Regions from separate parts of the Mus musculus genome. Here region 1 is linked to region 2. Evidence: chromatin loops called from intact Hi-C (ENCODE). Cell type or tissue: left cerebral cortex. All regions are shown on one strand. Each heading gives the region's core, and the rest is flanking DNA. Links, peaks and the distances in the headings are about the cores only.

Region 1 (8,866 bases), core at 235-8,234, 2.0 Mb after region 2:
TATTATTTTCTCATGAATGGAGAAAGCCAACATAAAACTGATTTAATTTGATTTCACTCAAACTGAGTTGTAGAAAAATTTTACGTGTGTCGTGATATGAACATTCAAGTGAGGGACCTAAAGTAGATCACTAATGGGAACTCATCCGCTGCAATTTGTTTGTGCCCTCATGAGCTAGTTTGAGGCGACCATTTTGAACCCCAAGTAACAGTAGATTTTAACAGCTGACACTGATAAAATGTTACTTAAGGGATATCAGACTAGATAGAGTAAAGGCATACTTTATTAGACAAAATAATGAGCAATGTTGAGTTACACTAAAATCAACATGCAAGCATTTCACTGTAGTTGTGAGTTTAGTGTGAAGTTGAAATGTTATAAATATCACCTGTGTCAGGGTCGCAAATGTTTCTAAAACTATGTCCACAACCAACGTCCCAAAATTTAGGGATTAAGACTGGGGACAATTGGCATGCCCATAAAGTTGAAGTCAAGGTAGTTTTGCCACATGAAAATGAAATGTTGCTAAGTAGTTAAAACAGTAGCTGTCCTATTTACATGGAAAAATAAGAAGCAATGGGGGCTTACATACTGTGGGAATAATAACCCTTGGTTCAGCTTTGAGAAAGGTAAAACAATGTTACTTACTTTGTTGAGAGTTGGGGCAGGATTTATTGAAAAGTGCCTTGCTATTATTGTCTTCAAGTATCAAAAACGCCATTGAAGTAATCAAAATCTTGGAGCAAATGCATCAGTTGGTATTACACTCATGTTTGTCTTGCCTGTTCTCACGTGAAGCCAATCTTTTCCCAAAGAAATAAAGACTAGACCCAAGAAAGTCGGCCTGTCGGGTGTACAAGAAGAGGTGCTTACTCAGAGTAAACAGAAATAGCAGACAGCTGGTAGGGAGGAAATCACAGACGAGATGACATGATTTTGAGAGAAAAAAAAAAGTAAAAAAAAAAAAATCTCTGTAGGATTATGTTGCAGAGACTAATGAACAGGATACAGGGTTTTCAGCCCTAAAGGACTATTGAATACAGAAGACATTTTTGTCCAGTGTTGTCTACCTCAGAACACGCACGAGCTAGCCATTCAGCACCTTTTGTACTCACCCTGCCTTGTAATGTACGATGGAAATGCCGTGTGAAAACTCAAAGCTGTGCAAGGTTGTGCTGGAAGATGACCCCATGGTTTTCATGCAACATATAAATGCTATATCGGAACAATTAGCCTAATGGAGAAACACAAGACCATTAGCCCAGACTTAGTACTCAAATTCCAACTGTCAAAGATAGGTCTTGTCATTGAGACTCGAGTAAATTTTCAGCTACTTGAACAAATATTACAGAATTAGCACTAATACGTAGTTGGCAACTAGAAACTAAGAAAATTAAAATTATGATTCTTTTTCAGCCATATAAATAAGTGATTATATATATATATATATACATATACATACATACATATATATATGGGAAAATATATACACATATACATTATGGAATATATATACACATATATAATGGTATATATATATATATACATATATATATATATCCAAAGCAGTGTATGTCTATACACTGTAATTTGTGTTTGGTTCTGTCCTCAAGGATGGAAGTGCTCATTTAGACTGTTAAGAACATGTTGTGCAAAGAAGAATTGGTTTGGTTTAATTTAAATGCAGGGAGAAAGAGGATTAAGTGCACACACTTTTATTTAGCAGGTTCAGCTAGCTTATTTGTGCATCCAACATAATCTCTTAAAAATTACCATAAGCAAAATATAACAGATTGTAAATGGTTGCTCATATTAACTTAGCTAAGTACTTGTAATCTGCCTAAGCATTATTTAACAGAACATAATTGTGAAACAGTATGATACCTCCAGAGTTTTTAAGACTATTATGTGCCTAAATCATAGTTAGCAATCAGAAGACTAAAACAGAGGTACTTAAATGGTAGTTTCTTTACATGGGCTTATAGATTATTTTCCAAATCAAAAGGCACATTTAAAACCATTTCTAAGATGCACCTCTTCTCATATTATTTCATTTTGGCTGTCTTAAACTTAAAATATATTAAAAAGTAAAAGAAAAAAACATAAAGAATAAATCCTACATGTCTGAAAAGTAAAACCCTTTGAGTTTTCATTAATTGAATATTGGTGGATAGAGAAAATTGCTTTTTGGTAGAATTCCAAAACCTTGAATTTAAGTGTTGAGCCAAATTTAAATGCTGAAAATAAGGATTATGTTATAAAGCACAAAACACACATGGTACAGTGTAATGATATTCCAGCATAAAAGGACATAAACATTCCTAGCCTCAAGGTTGATTTACATTGGTGATTGCAGAATACTACTCTTGATTAAAAAGAATTAGGATAGAAATTATTTAAAAATAATTGTTTGAGAAGTCATTATGTCTGTCCTATCAGGTGAGTATCATGCACTGTGGTTCTGGGGAATTTTAATGGAAATGCCCCAAAGCTATGTATGTGAGGAATTCTTGGGCTTAATCTTTGCCTCCCAGCTGAGCTTGGACCACAGGAGGAAGTCTCAATCTTGACTGTCCTCTATGAAGTTGTGACCCAGCAACATTTTCAGGGATCTGAGTAGTTCTGAGAAAATAGAAGAGGGTTATAGTGTGCCCCAAGTAGGGAAATAATATTGAGAAGAGTAAAACTTAGGCAAGGAGGACTTCAACTATGAGCAACTCTGTAGTCAAATATGGTGAAGTGTGCAGACATTTTGACTGGGCAATAAATGCATGCTGCTCTCTTTCATTCTTATAGGATAATCAATAAAATCCCTTCTCTTAAATGCTGATCACTTAGAAAGAAGCATCTAGACACAATTCTCAAGGTAATCAGGGTAACTTGAACCTTGAATAGGAGCTTATCAATGAGTTTTTTTTTTAGTTTGTTTTTATTTTTAAAAAATTAATGGAAACCTATTTATATGTTAGTTTTCATATTTTAGTCTATAATAGTTCATTTCGAGTATTCTATGACAAATTATGCCTGTATATCAGGACAAATATGTGTGCACTTTAATATGTGTGCATTTGGAGGTGTGTGTGTGTGTGTGTGTGTACATACACACTTGTAGCATATGTAAGTTATGCATGTGTATATAGAGACCAGTTGTCAACCTCAATGGTTATTCCACAAGACCTACCCAAAGATACTACCAGCAAGTAGACAGAATGGCTAGGCAGTGAACCTGTCTCTCACCACTCATAACTAGAATTAAAAACACATAGCAACACATGGGGGCAGGGAAGTTAGACAAGGATGATTCTTGGGATCCACAGGAGATGGAAGTAGGGATCAGGCATGGTAAGGAAGGCAGCCACAAGTGTTTTTCTACAAGCTGAGGATAAGACTGGGGAATTGAATCTGGGAGAATACAGAGCAGAGGGGTGTCTGCAGGCAGCAGCCTATCTGATTTTCTGACAGGCATGGCCTTTGGGTTAACAGGGGGATCCTACTGGATTTGAGGGTTGGGGGAGAGACATTAGAAGGGGGAGATCTGTAGAATCCACGAGAGACAGAACAAGGGGGCAGGAGAGATTTCTAAGTGTGCTCTGTTGCAAAACTAGGGATGACGCTAAAGAAATGATTCTGGGAGAACTCAGAGAATAGAATGTGTCTGCAGTCTACCTGGTTTCTGGCAGGCGTAGCCTCTAGGTTAGCTTGGAGGTGTCAGCTGAAGTTAGCAACTGTTTTCTTGTTCTGTTACACTGCTTTTTTTTTTTCCCCCAGTGAATGTCTGCATATTTCATTCATCTCATTTCTATTGTTTCCTCGATTCCCCACCACATGACAACTTTCTACATGTATGGTCTTCACTAATGTATAAATTCCAAAAGAACGGGGCTTTGCCTCCCCCAGCCTGCTTTATTCTATTGCTGATTCGGCAGAAACCTTCCCAGTGAAACACTTCTATGAAGACGGCATTTCTGTAATGTTTAGTGGCGTGATCTTAGTGAACATTTTCACTTTTATCCAATTCTGGTTCCTTCTACACCACAGAAATCTCAACGCAACAAAATATCCCATTGTAAGTCCTGAAACATTAAAGGGATCTAGAATAAGAGTTCACCAATGCATCAACAGAGACGTTTACTCTGTTAAATGCTTCATTCTCTCATGATTATATTAATTTGTTTTTATTTTATTTTATTTTATTTTATTTTATTTTATGTTTTTGAGTCTGTTAGATTTCACCGCAAGATAAGAAAGCAGAATGACAGTTGGAAGAGTTTCCTGGAAGGAAGAGCAAAAGACTCAGAAGATAAAGACCAGGAGGTGGAGTAGGGACAAAAACCTCACCTATGCCATCTAAAGATTCATACCACCCTCTTGTGGTAGAGGTAATCCTAACAATCCCTGAGCATCTCTCAAATTAACCAGAGGCCCTCTCTATACCACCTGCCTATCATGGTTAACCCAGCAGAGCCCAGCTAGTTAGGGGGCAGGAAGCCAATTGGAACAAAAACAGGACTCTGAACAACAGTAGATAATGAAAGGGTTTAGGACAGCAATCTAACACCCGGCAATTCCCAGGAACCTTTTATCTCAGCAAGCTGGGAAGAATTTTGGTCCCCATTTGTTTTCACCTAGGAAAAACATCTCCTCAGCAACAGGAGTTCCAGAAAGTGTCTGCCAAGTCCATGTCAGCCTTGGCACATGTTCAACACTGAGCCATACAGCCCATTAAACATCACACTACAAGAGAACATCCTGTGTCCACCAATATCCTTGCTAGTCCCTGTTGAAAGGCAAAGGCTTCCTAAGTGGCTGACAGATGGACTGATAAGATTCAGTGTTTCTGTCCTAACTCAGGGTGGTGCAACCATTGCTAGTTTGCTTGCTTCCCCTGAGAACACATGTTTGAATTGTAATCTAATCTTATTAATATTTTCCTTTTCATTTTTTACTGTTATGCTTTGTCCTTGCCTGTCAGATGTATTCTTCCACTGTTTATTATTTACCTATATTCCTACTTATTTCAGTACTTTAAAAAATACACTTTGTGCTCCACTCAAGACAGCAAGAATGTGAAGATAAGAAGAAAAGGGGGAACAGCATTCTTTCAAATATGGTTTATGTAGGTTCATAAACATTTAAACTTAATATTGCAACATGTTGAAACATCTACTCAGGAATTTGGAGATGTGACTCATTCTTTCCTTTACAGAGAAACCATCCATCTGCTTATATTTTGGCCACGGTAATGGCTATTCCTAGTTCAACTTGACTATATCTGGAATGAACTACTATCCAGAATTGGAGGAATTACCTTTGATCCTGATATTGAAGCTGGAAGACACAAGTTTCTGACCCGGATCTTGGCATGGAGATCTTGAGGCATAGTGGCCATGAAAAATTTAAGCCTAGGCAAGGTACTACACACCTCTAATCCCAGGAGACTGAGGCAAGGAGATCTCCGTGTTCATGGTCAGCCAAGGACAAAGAAAGTCCCAGATCCAGGCATGGTGGTACACACCTTTAATCTGGACCACACCTTTTGCTGGAGGCCTACATGAGAACATTGGAAAACTTACTCTTCTTAGCCTGCTTTCACTTACTTGCCAGCACATCTGTTGGAACTTACTTCTACAGAAGACCAGCAGAAACAACAAACTTTGTGGGACTGAGCAACTACTAGATTCTGGGACTTCCCCTTCACAGCTGACCATTGTTGGGTTAGTTGGACTATACAGACTGTAAGTCATCAGATAAACCCTCTCCATATAGAGAGCCATTCCATAAGTTCTGTGACTTTAGAGAACCTTGACTAAGAGGAAGCAGGAAAGGGTTTCCATTCTTCCAGGTCAAAAAGACAGAGCTATCACATCAATACAAGTGGCATCAATGAAAGAAATTGGGAACTAATAGCTGAATTTCCACAACCGTGCAAGATAAGGCTAGGACCTCAAAGAAAAACAGACTAAAACTGGTGCTGCAGAGCTGACACAGTGAATAACAGCACTGGCTGCCCTTCTAGGACCTAGGTTGGATTCCCACCACCCACAGATCTGCTAAAAAACCTTCTAGTGCAGTTCCAATAGATGCCACAAACTTATTGAGCCTCCACACACTGAACTCATATTATCCATAGAATACAGGCAGGCAAAAAATTTATAAGCATAAATAAATTGTAAAAAGAAAGAAAGGCCTAATGTGCAAGACAGCCCACCTTTTCAATATCTTGTTGCTGCACAGGATCTTGTTTTAAAATCTCTTTTCATAGTAGTAAGGATGTTGACTTAGTGTCAAAAAAATATATGCTAGTGGTCTAAATGAACGTTACGCTGCTTCTCTCCATTTTTGTGTTGAATGTGCATTTCAAAGTGTATTAATGGCAGTTATATCATGGAACCAACAGTCAAATTCTGAAACTCAACCAGGAACAATATAAATAGAGATTGAACGACTAAAGTTGTGACAATAGAATTAAGGAAAATTTTAAGCAGTATAGTGTAGCTGCCTTTAGATATACCAGAAGTGGGAACTGTATATATTACAGGTGGTTATGGGCCACCATGTAGTTGCTAGTAGTTGAACTCAGGACTTCTGGAAGAGCATTCAGTGCTCTTAACTTCTGAGCCATCTCTCCAGCCTCCAGAATTGTTTTTTGTTTGTTTGTTTGTTTGTTTGCCTTTTTAAAAATTAGATATTTTCCCAATTTACATTTCAAATGCTATCTCGAAAGTTCCCTATACCCTCCCCCTGCCCTGCTCCCCCACCCACCCACTCCCACCTCCTGGCCCTGGCATTCCCCGGTACTGGGGCATATAAAGTTTGTAAGGCCAAGGGGCCTCTCCTCCCAACGATGGCCGACCAGGCCAGCCCCCAGAATTCTTAAACAATAGCTCCACTTAGAAAAATGTTTACACATCTCCCTTAGGAGGACATCATCACTTTGCTGTTGATCATATGTTAGAGTGTTTTAAACTTTGTTTTACATAGTAAGAAAGAAAAATGACACGTTTTCAGGCCCATTCGTGTAAAAAAAAATAAGTGTCAAGTGCACACAATCAATTTATATTATATGCAAAGCAGCTCAGCCTTAATAAATGGGTTTAAGCAAATGAATAAGTAGACAACCTGGTATTTCACAAAATGTAATCAATGAATGCAGTGTTGTTTTGTTAAATGAACTTGCCAGGCCAGAGTACTACAAGCGGAAGGAAATCTGCCATGCTAACCAAAGGTAGAGAATTCATCATTCCTGGATCTAAGGAATGGCTAGATTCCCAATTACCACATCAGAAGATTGTCAGAAAAAGAAAAGCTCATTAGTTCAGCATAACTACCTGATTATCTCCACACTCTGCAATCTTATTTTTTATGCAAAAATGAGTTGCATTTTGGGAAAGCATTGTTGCATGGAAAATGTATTAAAAGAACTCTGTGATAGGTGCCTAATGATTTCCTTTTGTTGAGGAGTTTGGAAGGCATTATTATGCATACAGATGTGCTACAGATCATTAAAGATCAAGAGCTTTCAGATTGCAAAACCAACAAGCTGATACAAAATCTGAAAGGCAAGAAGCATCCTGATCAGAATAGAAACTTTGAGGAGAAGAAACACGTTGATGTTGCAATCACCATCCAACCCTCATCCAGCATTTTGATTAGCATTCTAGATGGTAAAGGGATGAATAGACAGTTGAATTTAAAACTGTTTATAAGGGCTTAGTAGTAGAACCTAGTTATTTTGTGCAAGGCCCTGGAGTGATTCCCCGGCTTACAGAAAAAAAATAAATTCAAAACAAGAAAAAAATGGGTAAAATTTATTTATGAAATATTTTATAACATTTGTAAAAGGTTACTTAAGAAGGATATTAATGACAACATTATAGGCATTCTGATAATAAGTAAGAAAAGCCAGTAAACATACTTGTGACAGACTGACTTAGCATAGGCTCAGTAAAATAGGAGAAATTATGTCTCATATGAGAAAAATGACATATTTTTTAAAATAATATTTCAAGTGAAAGGATACGCAAAGAGGCAATTTCTCAAGCTTAAGAGTATTCTATAATGTAAAATTTGTGTTATATGATTCATAATTTTACATAACCAACACAAACATTTCTACAGTTCACACCCCAGAACTACAAGTTTGAGAAAACAAAATTTTTAGTTTACTGTATTTTAGAAATGTCTAATTAATAAACAAATCCTGTGGGACTGAAGAGATGGCTCAGTTATAACAGCACAGAAAACTCTTGAAAAGAACCTGAGTTTTGTTCCCAACACTTCCTCAAGAGGCTCACAACCCTTTATAATCTAGGCTCCAGGGGGTTCCAGCACTCTGACTTTACACTAATGTACACATATCCTCATACACAGACAAATAAATATCTAAAAGTAAAATAATCAATACTTTCTAAACATGAAATTATGACTTTGTGTTTTATTGCCTTTTACTTTTTTAAAAGTTTCATACATGCATATTGTGTTTTAATCATTTCTACCATTCCCATTGTCCAGTACAATGTTCCTATGTCTTATGTCCATTCCCTCACACATAAACACACACACACACACACACACAAACACACACACAAACACACACACACACACACACACACACACACACACACATGCACACAGAATATCAAGTCAATTATGTGTTACTGTATCTCTTTGTGTTTAGGGGTAATCAATTTGCCTTGGAGACTTGATCAGGGAACTTATCACCGGAGAAGACTAAATCCCCCTTTCTTAGCAGCTATTAATTGTCTACAGCTTTTCATCTAGGGGTAAGAGTCCATGAAATTTTCTGATCCTCATAGGAATCTAAACTGTCGCTGTCATTGTGCTACTCCTAGTATTGCTTAAAAGA
Region 2 (8,866 bases), core at 285-8,284:
ACTAATTCTTCAAAGTCCAACAAGGGCTTCAAATTCTTCCAGCACCATAAATTTAAACTAGAGTGAGAAGCTTGGTGGTGGGGGGAGGAAATCACATCCAGGATGGTTTAAAATCATTATTGTTAGTTTTCTTTCCTGATCCATATTATTCCATCCTCGAGAACAGAGAAATCTCTTCCCCCAAATTTTAACTGAAGAGCAGTATAGTAGAATTTAACACACACACATACACATATACCCCACACTCCCCATACACACACGCACTTTTAGGTTTGATGCTGGAATCGAACCCATGCACTTGTGCATATTAGGCAAATGCTCTGTATCTGAGCCACATCCCCACGCCACCTCCCCAAATTACAAGTTTGGTCTAAATTGTGACTGGCTGGTGTGTTTTATTTAGAGATCTAGCAGATTTTACTTAGAGAGTTTTACTTGGGAGTCAGAATACTGGACCAAGTCTGATACTGCGTCTATTACTTCCACACTTTCATTTTATAGAGCTAAACCAACAGACTCGGAGCAAACCAACAAACCATGCAAAATTCCTTTCTTTCAACAAACCAGACTCCTGCAGGGAATTTCCCTCCTCAGGAACCTTTGCTGAGAAGATGGCAGCCCTGGGCAGCCATTGCTTTGTGTACGACTCTTAGGAGTAATTAAGAGTCCGAAGGGTTTAAAGAAATGACAACAGAAATGTGTGTGTGTGTGTGTGTGTGTGTGTGCGTGTGCGTGTGTGCGTGTGTGTGTGTGTGTGTGTCAGGGAGGAGGTGATATGGTGTTACCAGGGTAGGGAGACCTGTGTGGTTTAAATAACACAACCATTAGTCTCACCTTTGTTTCTAATATTTATTTTTACTGTGCTAATATTTCTATTCTAAAGTGTTCTGCTCCACTACCAGCCATCCTTCTTACTGCCAGCCCATTATCAATTGCGATTTAGTCAAGCTTAAGGAATTTTGGCTAAAGGCAGGAAAGCATGCCCTGTTTGAGAACTGAAGTCTTGATGATGCTAAAATTCAAACTAGCCAGGGGTGGGTGCTGGGGTAGGGGGTGGGATAAGGGTGGTGGTGGGAGCGTAAAGGTGTATGGGAGGGGGACTTGGGTGTCTCCTTCTCAACAACCTTGCAAAGCAATCTCCTGAAGAAAGCAGAAACAATTCAGCAAATACTCTGAAAGGGGTAGTGAGCCCCTTTGTGTGTCTCTATACTGATCAGATGACAGATTGCTGGTATTGGACCATCTTTCAGAAGCAGTCCTTCTTTCTGAGCCTTATCCTTTGGCTACGACAGGGACAACCAAGGGGCAGATACTTGTTGGATGTTCTTCCTGTCCCATCCTGGAGCACCCATCTTCTTTAGGCACCAAGCCTTGATCTGTTAGATCATAAAGAAAAAAAATGGTGGTGGTGGTGGAGACAGAATCCACAGTGGATTGCAGAGGATGGGCTTATAATGGCTCTCAAGGAGTTAGGGATAATAGCCCCTTATGCTTGTGGAACTATTTCAGCACTAGGCTGTTGCAAGAAATATTAAAAAACAGAACTGGCCCATTCCCATGGTTATGCCTCTAACTCTCTGCCCTGGCAGCCTGACTGGCCATGCATTGGCAGGCAATGGCTGACCTATTTTTATCTCGTGGAGACTGACTCAGAATTGCACAATCTCTCCACCCAGCTCACTAAGTTCTTACTGCAGGTCATTACCATGCCAGCCCTGTGCATCAAATCCCCCATGACCTTTGTGGTGCACATCTGGCAAACCCACACTTTGCCACCGTACCTTTCTCTCTAACTCTCTTCTGCTTCCTCTCTTCCTCTGTCCAACCCAGAAGTCCCGCCTACTCACCCAGCGACTGGCTCCTTTATTCATTAGGGGATTAATTTACAGGAAGCCACCATATCATGTGACTCATTCCTCATTCCAGACAACCTCTCCCGGGAGAGCAGAATTAACATAAAATGCAAGCAGCACAGAGCCATCCACAACACTAGGCTCTGTCTCGCCATCATGGTAGGTCACAATAACTCTGCACGTGGAAGCTCCATCACTAATAAGAAAAGGCGCTGCTGGATCTGAGGTTGGAAACTCAAGTTCGTTTCATGATTTAATAGTTCCAGAATTTCGGGTCCCAGTTTTCTGACACAAACCATGCAGTCAATAACTTCAATAAAGTCTGCTTCAGTGGCAGGTAGGAAAACAAACTTGTGTAAGAATGCTTTGTTAAGCCTGGCTAGGCTGCCAGTCAATGCTTTGAAGCTTGAGGTAAGTTCTACTGTCTAGTGATAACCCTGCGTTTGGAAGCACCTTGCTATTCAATTGCTGAATACCGTGCTTCTGTGCTTTTGGCATTTCTGGCTCTTCTTCTTGTGTGTTCTTCTTGTTCTCTTATGTTGGACGGGTTTAGGAGCCCTGTAACTAAGCTTGCTTAGAGCTGTGTAGAAGGTAAGACACCGAGGACTGGAATAAGTGAGTGAAGGAGTCTCCTATAAGCAAGGGACACAGAACTTAGCGCACGGAACTTAGATCACAGTTTCAGTCAGGCTCGTTCCAGCTTTCTGTCGTGAACTTCCTCTTGCCTGGGTAAGTGGATAATAGAATTCTAGATGTGAGAGAATGTGTATGATTATTAAGCAAAAATATACTCTACTACTATGAAAGAAAGGGTTTTTTTTTGTAGTTGTTTTTCTTTTTTCTTTTTTTTTTGTTTTTTGTTTTTTTGTTTTTTTGAAAGGTAACAGTACCCATGTCTCAAAGAGAATGCTCCCCGCTCCCCCAAGGCCTCCCCACTCCCTGGGGCCTCGAGTCTCTCCAGGGTTGGGTGCATCTTTTCCCACTGAGGTCAGACCAGGCATCCTCTGCTGTATATGTGTCTGGGGCCTCATATCGGCTGGTGTATGCTGTCTGGTTGGTGGCTCAGTATCCGAGAGAGATTTCAGGGGTTCAGTTTGGTTGAGACTCCTGGTCTTCCTATGGGGTTGCCCTCCTCTTCAGCTTCTTCCAGCCTTTCCCTAATTCAACCCCTGGGGACCCCAACTTCAGTCTAATGGTTGGGTGTTAAGCATCTGTGTCTGTCTCAGCGAGCTGATTGTTGGGCCTCTCAGAGGGCAGACATGCTAGGCTTCTGTCTGTAAGCACACCATAGCATCAGTAATAGTGTCAGGCCTTGGAGCCTTCCCATGAGATGGATCCTGATTTGGGTAGGTCACTGGACCGTCTTTCCCTCAGTCTCTTCTCCATTTTTGTCCCTGTAGTTCTTTTAGACAAGAACAATTCTGGGGCAGAGTTTTTGACTGTGGGGTGGCAACCCCATCCCTCCACTTGATGCCCTGACTTTCTACTGGGGGTCTCTCTCCTCACTATTGGGCATTTCATCTAAGATCTCTCCATTTGAGTCCTGAGAGTTTCTCATCTCCCAGGTCTCTGGTGCATTTTAGAGGCCCCCCCCCCCTCGAGGTTGCATATTTCCATTCTGCTGGCCCTCAGGGCTTCTGTCCTGTCTCTCTGTACCCCTCGCCCCATACCTGATCATGTTTTCCCTTTCCCTTTCACCTCCCCTCTCCCACCCAGGTCTCTCCCTCTGACTCCTGTGATTGTTTTCTTCTCCTTCCCAAGTGGGATTGGAGCACCCTCACTTGGGCCCCACAGAGAGACCTTTTCCTATCATCACATGAAACCATTCTGTATTATGTTGGCATGATTTCACATTGGTGGACTTGACTCTTCCTTTTTTTTTTTTCCTGGATATTTTCTTTATTTACATTTCAAGTGTTTTCCCCTTTCCAGGTCCCCTCTTCAGAAACCCCCTATTCCATCCCCTCTCTCCCTGCCTCTATGAGGGTACTCCCCCACCCACCCACCCACTCCCATCCTCCCATCTTGCATTCCCCTATACTGGGGCATTGAACACCCTCAGGCCCGAGGACCTCTCCTCCCATTGATGTCCAACAAGACCATCCTCTGCCACATCTGTGGCCAGTGCCATGAGTCTCTCCATGTGTATTCTTTGGTTGGTGGTCCAGTCCCCAGTAAGCTTCGGGGTGCCTGGCCTGTTGACTCTGTTGCTCCCCACATGGGGCTGCAAACCCCCTCAGCTCCTTCAGTCCCTTCTCCATCTCCTCCATCGGGGACCCCCGAGCTCAGTCCGATGGTTGGCTGTGAGCTTCCTCTTCTGTATTTGTCAGGCTCTGGCAGAGCCTCTCAGGAGACAGCCATATCAGGCTTCTATCAGCAAGCACTTCCCAGCATCCACAATAGCGTACGGGTTTGATGGCTGTATATGGGATGGATCCCCAGGTGGGGCAGTCTCTGGATGGCTTTTCCTTCAGTTTCTGCTCCACACTTTGTCTCTATATTTCCTCCTGTGAGTATTTTGTTCCCCCTTCTGAAAAGCACTGAAGCATCCACATTTTGATCATCCTTCTTCCTTCTTCATAGGGTCTGTGAATTGAACCTTGGGTATTCCGAACTTTTGGGCTAACATCTGCTTATCAGTGTGTACATACCGTGTTTGTTCCTTTGTGACTGAGTCCCCTCACTCAGGATGATATTCTCATGTTCCATCCATTTTGCAGACTTGGTTCTTTCAAACTTTGATTGCTATCTATCAGGCTGGTATGTCTTGAGAGTGGTGTATTACCCTCAGTGATCTGAAGATGGCAGCATTGTGCACCCTATCTGTTTTTCCCTGAGCCCTCCCTAGGTGTGTTCCACAGCCCTTCAGAGTTCAGATTGTCGACACTCAGGCTGTCTTTTTCCGCTTAATGACTGTGAATGTAAATTACTCTGCTTTCTTCTGCGGAAGAGGCCCCATCTATCATTCCTGTTTTGGTTTTAAGCTAATGATTATATGTAATTATATTCAAATAAAATATTTACAAATAATTATATATCACTAGTGCGTAAAAGATTTAGAATTCATGATCGTCAGTGCTGATGAAAGGTAGCCTTCAATTTGGGAGGTGTTGGTTTTATTATTATTATTTGTTTCTGTTTCAAAGACATTAGCGGCCAAGAATCAGCAATTCTCTTTTGCAGGTGTTTTTACAAGGCTCAGTGTTTTTATTTTTTTTCTTTACCTCTTGCATATTTATTTTGTGATAATAGGTAGGATATTTGTCTGGAAAAATCTCAAGGGAATATATTATAGATCCACATCTGGAGAGTTCTGTGAGAAAAAGAAATTATATCTTAAAATTTCCAGAAGCAGTTAGCTGTCATTGAACTCTAAGACATTTTGGGGGGGGGGTGTCAATCAGTTCAACTCTAAGCTGGCTTTGCATAGGAAGCCAGGCGGTAGACATGTGTGGTCGGTCCCTCCCTTAAGTCAGTGATCTGACGGAGGTCTTCACTACTATTGAAAACAAAAAAAGCATCTCTAGTAAGTCCCTAATCCCAAATTTGCCAACACTTCAGTTTTAGATATGATTCTTCATTACTTATAATCTGTCAGCCACACACAGAGCTGACAATGGAAAGCCGTGTCAGAGCAAAAGGTCTGGTTCTATGAGGAAAGCAGGCTGCAGAAGCTGAAACCAGGGTTTTCTTTATGATGCATGCAGGAAGCCAGAGGGGAAGGTAGGCAGACAAGGACCAGATGGAGCCCTGTAAGGGCAGAGCTTTTGGAGGAACTCCCAGATGTGGAGAGGGGCCAGAGAGCTCTAGAGTCAGGGGATAGAAGATCCACAAGGCTCTTCTTCCCTTGGAGGCCATTCTGCTGCTAGAAGTGTATTAGCTAAGGATACACTGTATAATCCATCATCTCAACATTTGAGTCTTTGGTTAAACCAATGCAGGCCTTTTAATCCTTGCTATAAAATCAGACAGAAAGCCAAATCCAGGGGAAGATGCTGTGGCTGATGTGGTAGAGTTTTCTCGGAAGCTCTGTCAGCCTGCTTTGATTCAGGTGGTAACTGTGGCTGTGCATTATGTATGCAATGATGCAGTGTAGGGGAAATTTCAACTGCAATTGATAGTTGACCTACACCCTCCTGTAGTTGGCACCGTATGTGTGTTTTAGATACCTTTAAGTATGACAACACATTTGCCCACAGAGTTTTCTGTATTCGACATGAAGCCTCCAAGGATATTATGTGGTGAGCTAAAAATGCAAGATTAGTCAGGGAGGCGAACCAAAGGCACTCTAAGGAGATGCCATGAACTTCCAGACGCCATGAGCTTCCAGCTGTCTTGTTCCAGACTTTCATTTCCCCATCATTTGGCTGTAAAGGGAAATCACACACCTACTAAGTTTTTATTTAGAAACCTTAAACATGGCAGATGCTGATGTTGGGCTTTGTAAGACACTGAGCTCTGGATCTTGTAAATGTCACTGTTTGGATGAGTCCTGGATATATCACCCACCTTCCTAAGTGTAAGAATTTCATTTTGTGACATAGAGGGGCCTTGTTGCCGTGTGTCTTCCAGGCTTCTCTGTGAATATTGAGTATTTTGCTTCCCTGTGAGCAGGACTGGGCACAGTTGTTCGGATGACAGACTTGAGGCTTTTCTTGTAACTTCTCCACATGTTAGCAACTCTTATTTTTAGTTATTCTCATGAGATCTCGGTGAGACAGACTTCTTCTAACATCTTGACATCCCACCTATGGCCCCTCCTCACCTCTCATGGTGCTGAGGATAAAGATCAGTGTTAATGAACAAAATATTCCTAGAGATGCGATACCATCCCTGGTCGATTTATAGTAATTCCTGAAACACTGTAAGAGCTTGCGAGCACCGGCTGATAAATCCTGAATGGATGGGCAAATGAATACCAAGTTAGGTTTGTGTGTCTACGCTGAAGTAAGAGAAAATGAAGGCATCAAAGGACCTGAGTTATACTCTGGCATCTGCTTCTCTAAGCTCGGTGACTGTCTCCCTCCCGACAGTGGCTTCCATTCACAGACTCATTCACCTACTCGACAGATATCTCTAGCAATTATTTGATGCTAGACTCTAGTCTAAATGCTAAGATTTTTGCATTGAAGAAGAAGGCAAACCCCTGGTCCAATCATGGCTCATACTACTGAGTGATGCAGCAATAACAGTCAATGGACAGGATGATGTTGGGTGGAAGATGTTCTTCACGTAACATGTCAGACAGATACTAAGCAGAGAGCATGGCTGCTCTCATGGTCAGGGAAGCCCTCTATGACTAGGTTGACATTTAAGCTGCAATCGTTTTCATGAACCAACTCTGAACTGAGAAGGGAAACTTCAGAGAGGCTTCCTCCAGCAGCAGATGGGAGTGGTTGCAGAGGCCCACAGTCAGACATTATGCGGAGAGTGTGTCTAAAATTGAGGTCGACCCTTGGAGATCAGGGAAGATCCTGCAGAAGGCCAGAAGGGAAGGAAAAATGGAAGTCAGAGGGGTTGGGGGTAGAGATACTAGGAAAACATGGCACACTGAATCAACTAATCAGGGCTCACATGGGCTTACAGAGGCCGGAATGGCAAGCACAGGGCCTGTGTGTTATGGCTGTTGGCTTGGTGTTCTTGTGAGACTCCTAATGGTGGGAGCCAGTGTATCTCTGACTCTTTTGCCTGCTCATGGGACTCTTTTCTTCCTATTGAGTTATATAATCTAGCTTCGATTAGAAGGCCTTGGCCTTGTCTTATTGTACCTTGCTTTGTCATGATGAGCTGTCATCTCTTTTCTGAAGAGGAAACAGAGAGGCGGTGATTCTGGGGGGAGAGAGGAGGTAGGGGGGGGAGCTAGGGGGAATGGAGGGAGGGTGGTTGGGACGTGTTTTATGAGAGAAGAATTGATTTCTAATTAAAAAAAATCACAGGAAAGAAAGAAGATGACCACTATATGAATACCTATAGAGAAGAGTGTTCCACCAGAGGGAAGAGCAAGCATAAAAATCCGGAAGCCAGATTCATTTATATTTCCAGGGGCATCAGAGTGCAGTTGTGTGGTTTATGGCAGGAAAGCATGCTCTTTTGCAGCCTTTAGAACATCATGGTGAGCTGGGCATAGAAATATAGCCAATAACGGGACTGCAAAATCCAGTGTGAAGTTCCACTGTTGTGGCAACTCTATAGAGGCTCACTGAGGTGACAGACTTTGGACCTGGTTAATTTTGTAATTTTTTTTATTTGCAAATTCCTTATAATAAAGTTTTAATAAACAAGCCGCTGTCTTAGCTAGGGGTTCTATTGCTGCAATAAAACATCAAGACTGAAGGCAAGGAGGGAAGGAGAGGATTCGTTTCATCCCGCAGCTTGGTGTTATCATCTAAGGCAGGCAGATCAGGAACTCACTGGCAGGCACCTGGAATTTGGAGCTGGCACAGCAGGCATAGAGAAAGCTTGCTTATTGACTCACTCCATCTGGTTTGCTCAGTCTTTCTCCCAGCAACCAGGACCACCAGCCTAGGAGTGACACCACCCCCAATGGTCTGTGACACCACCCACAGTTAACCATCAGAAACCATCAAGAAAAGGCTGACCTTATGGAGGCATTTTTTTTTTCAATTAAAAGTCTCCCTTCCGAGATAAGTTTAGATTTGTGTCAAGTTGATAAATCCGAGCAGCATAGCCACTTTATGGATCTGCCCCAAATCCCCTGAGGTGGAGGGCTTTACCTAGAATGATGCTAAGCATCCTGTAACACAGGGCAGCCTCTCCAAACAAGTTTTAAAGTATTATAGCAGGAACTGTGGGGGTGTCTCTATGTAAAAGCTAGGGGTCTCCACAGCCACAAAAGCATCTCCTACAGGAGGACCTAATTGAGGACTGCCCAAGAGACCAGGGATTGCTAGTGCAGACAATGCCGATCAGGAACTGCTGTTTAGGAGAGATGCTTTCTTGGGACCAATGGGGGCATGAGTGGAGTGTACTAAAGGAGCTTGCAGCAGTGCTCA

Evidence for each region. Hi-C counts contacts between places; a loop is a spot of excess contacts. Peaks named below come from ENCODE experiments on the same cell type or tissue, not always from the same donor. Only the 100,000 strongest peaks of a DNase experiment are listed, where the experiment ranks them.
Region 1: a loop joins it to region 2, with 3 times the contacts of the local background. A loop is called at or near these places in 2 of 42 quality-filtered maps.

Annotation. Positions count from the first base shown.
Region 1 is chr10:113,101,822-113,110,687 of GRCm38, reverse strand. No RefSeq gene overlaps it. Among named protein-coding and RNA genes, the nearest start is that of Gm22507, 170 kb to the right of the region's middle. In left cerebral cortex, for the core only: a CTCF peak has its summit at 4,376 (motif pointing left); DNase peaks (open chromatin) are centred at 836 and 4,380.
Region 2 is chr10:115,093,145-115,102,010 of GRCm38, reverse strand. The region is part of intron 8 of Tph2 (tryptophan hydroxylase 2); the gene reads left to right. Among named protein-coding and RNA genes, the nearest start is that of Tph2, 87 kb to the left of the region's middle. In left cerebral cortex, for the core only: a CTCF peak has its summit at 4,658 (motif pointing right); DNase peaks (open chromatin) are centred at 4,667, 6,185 and 6,550.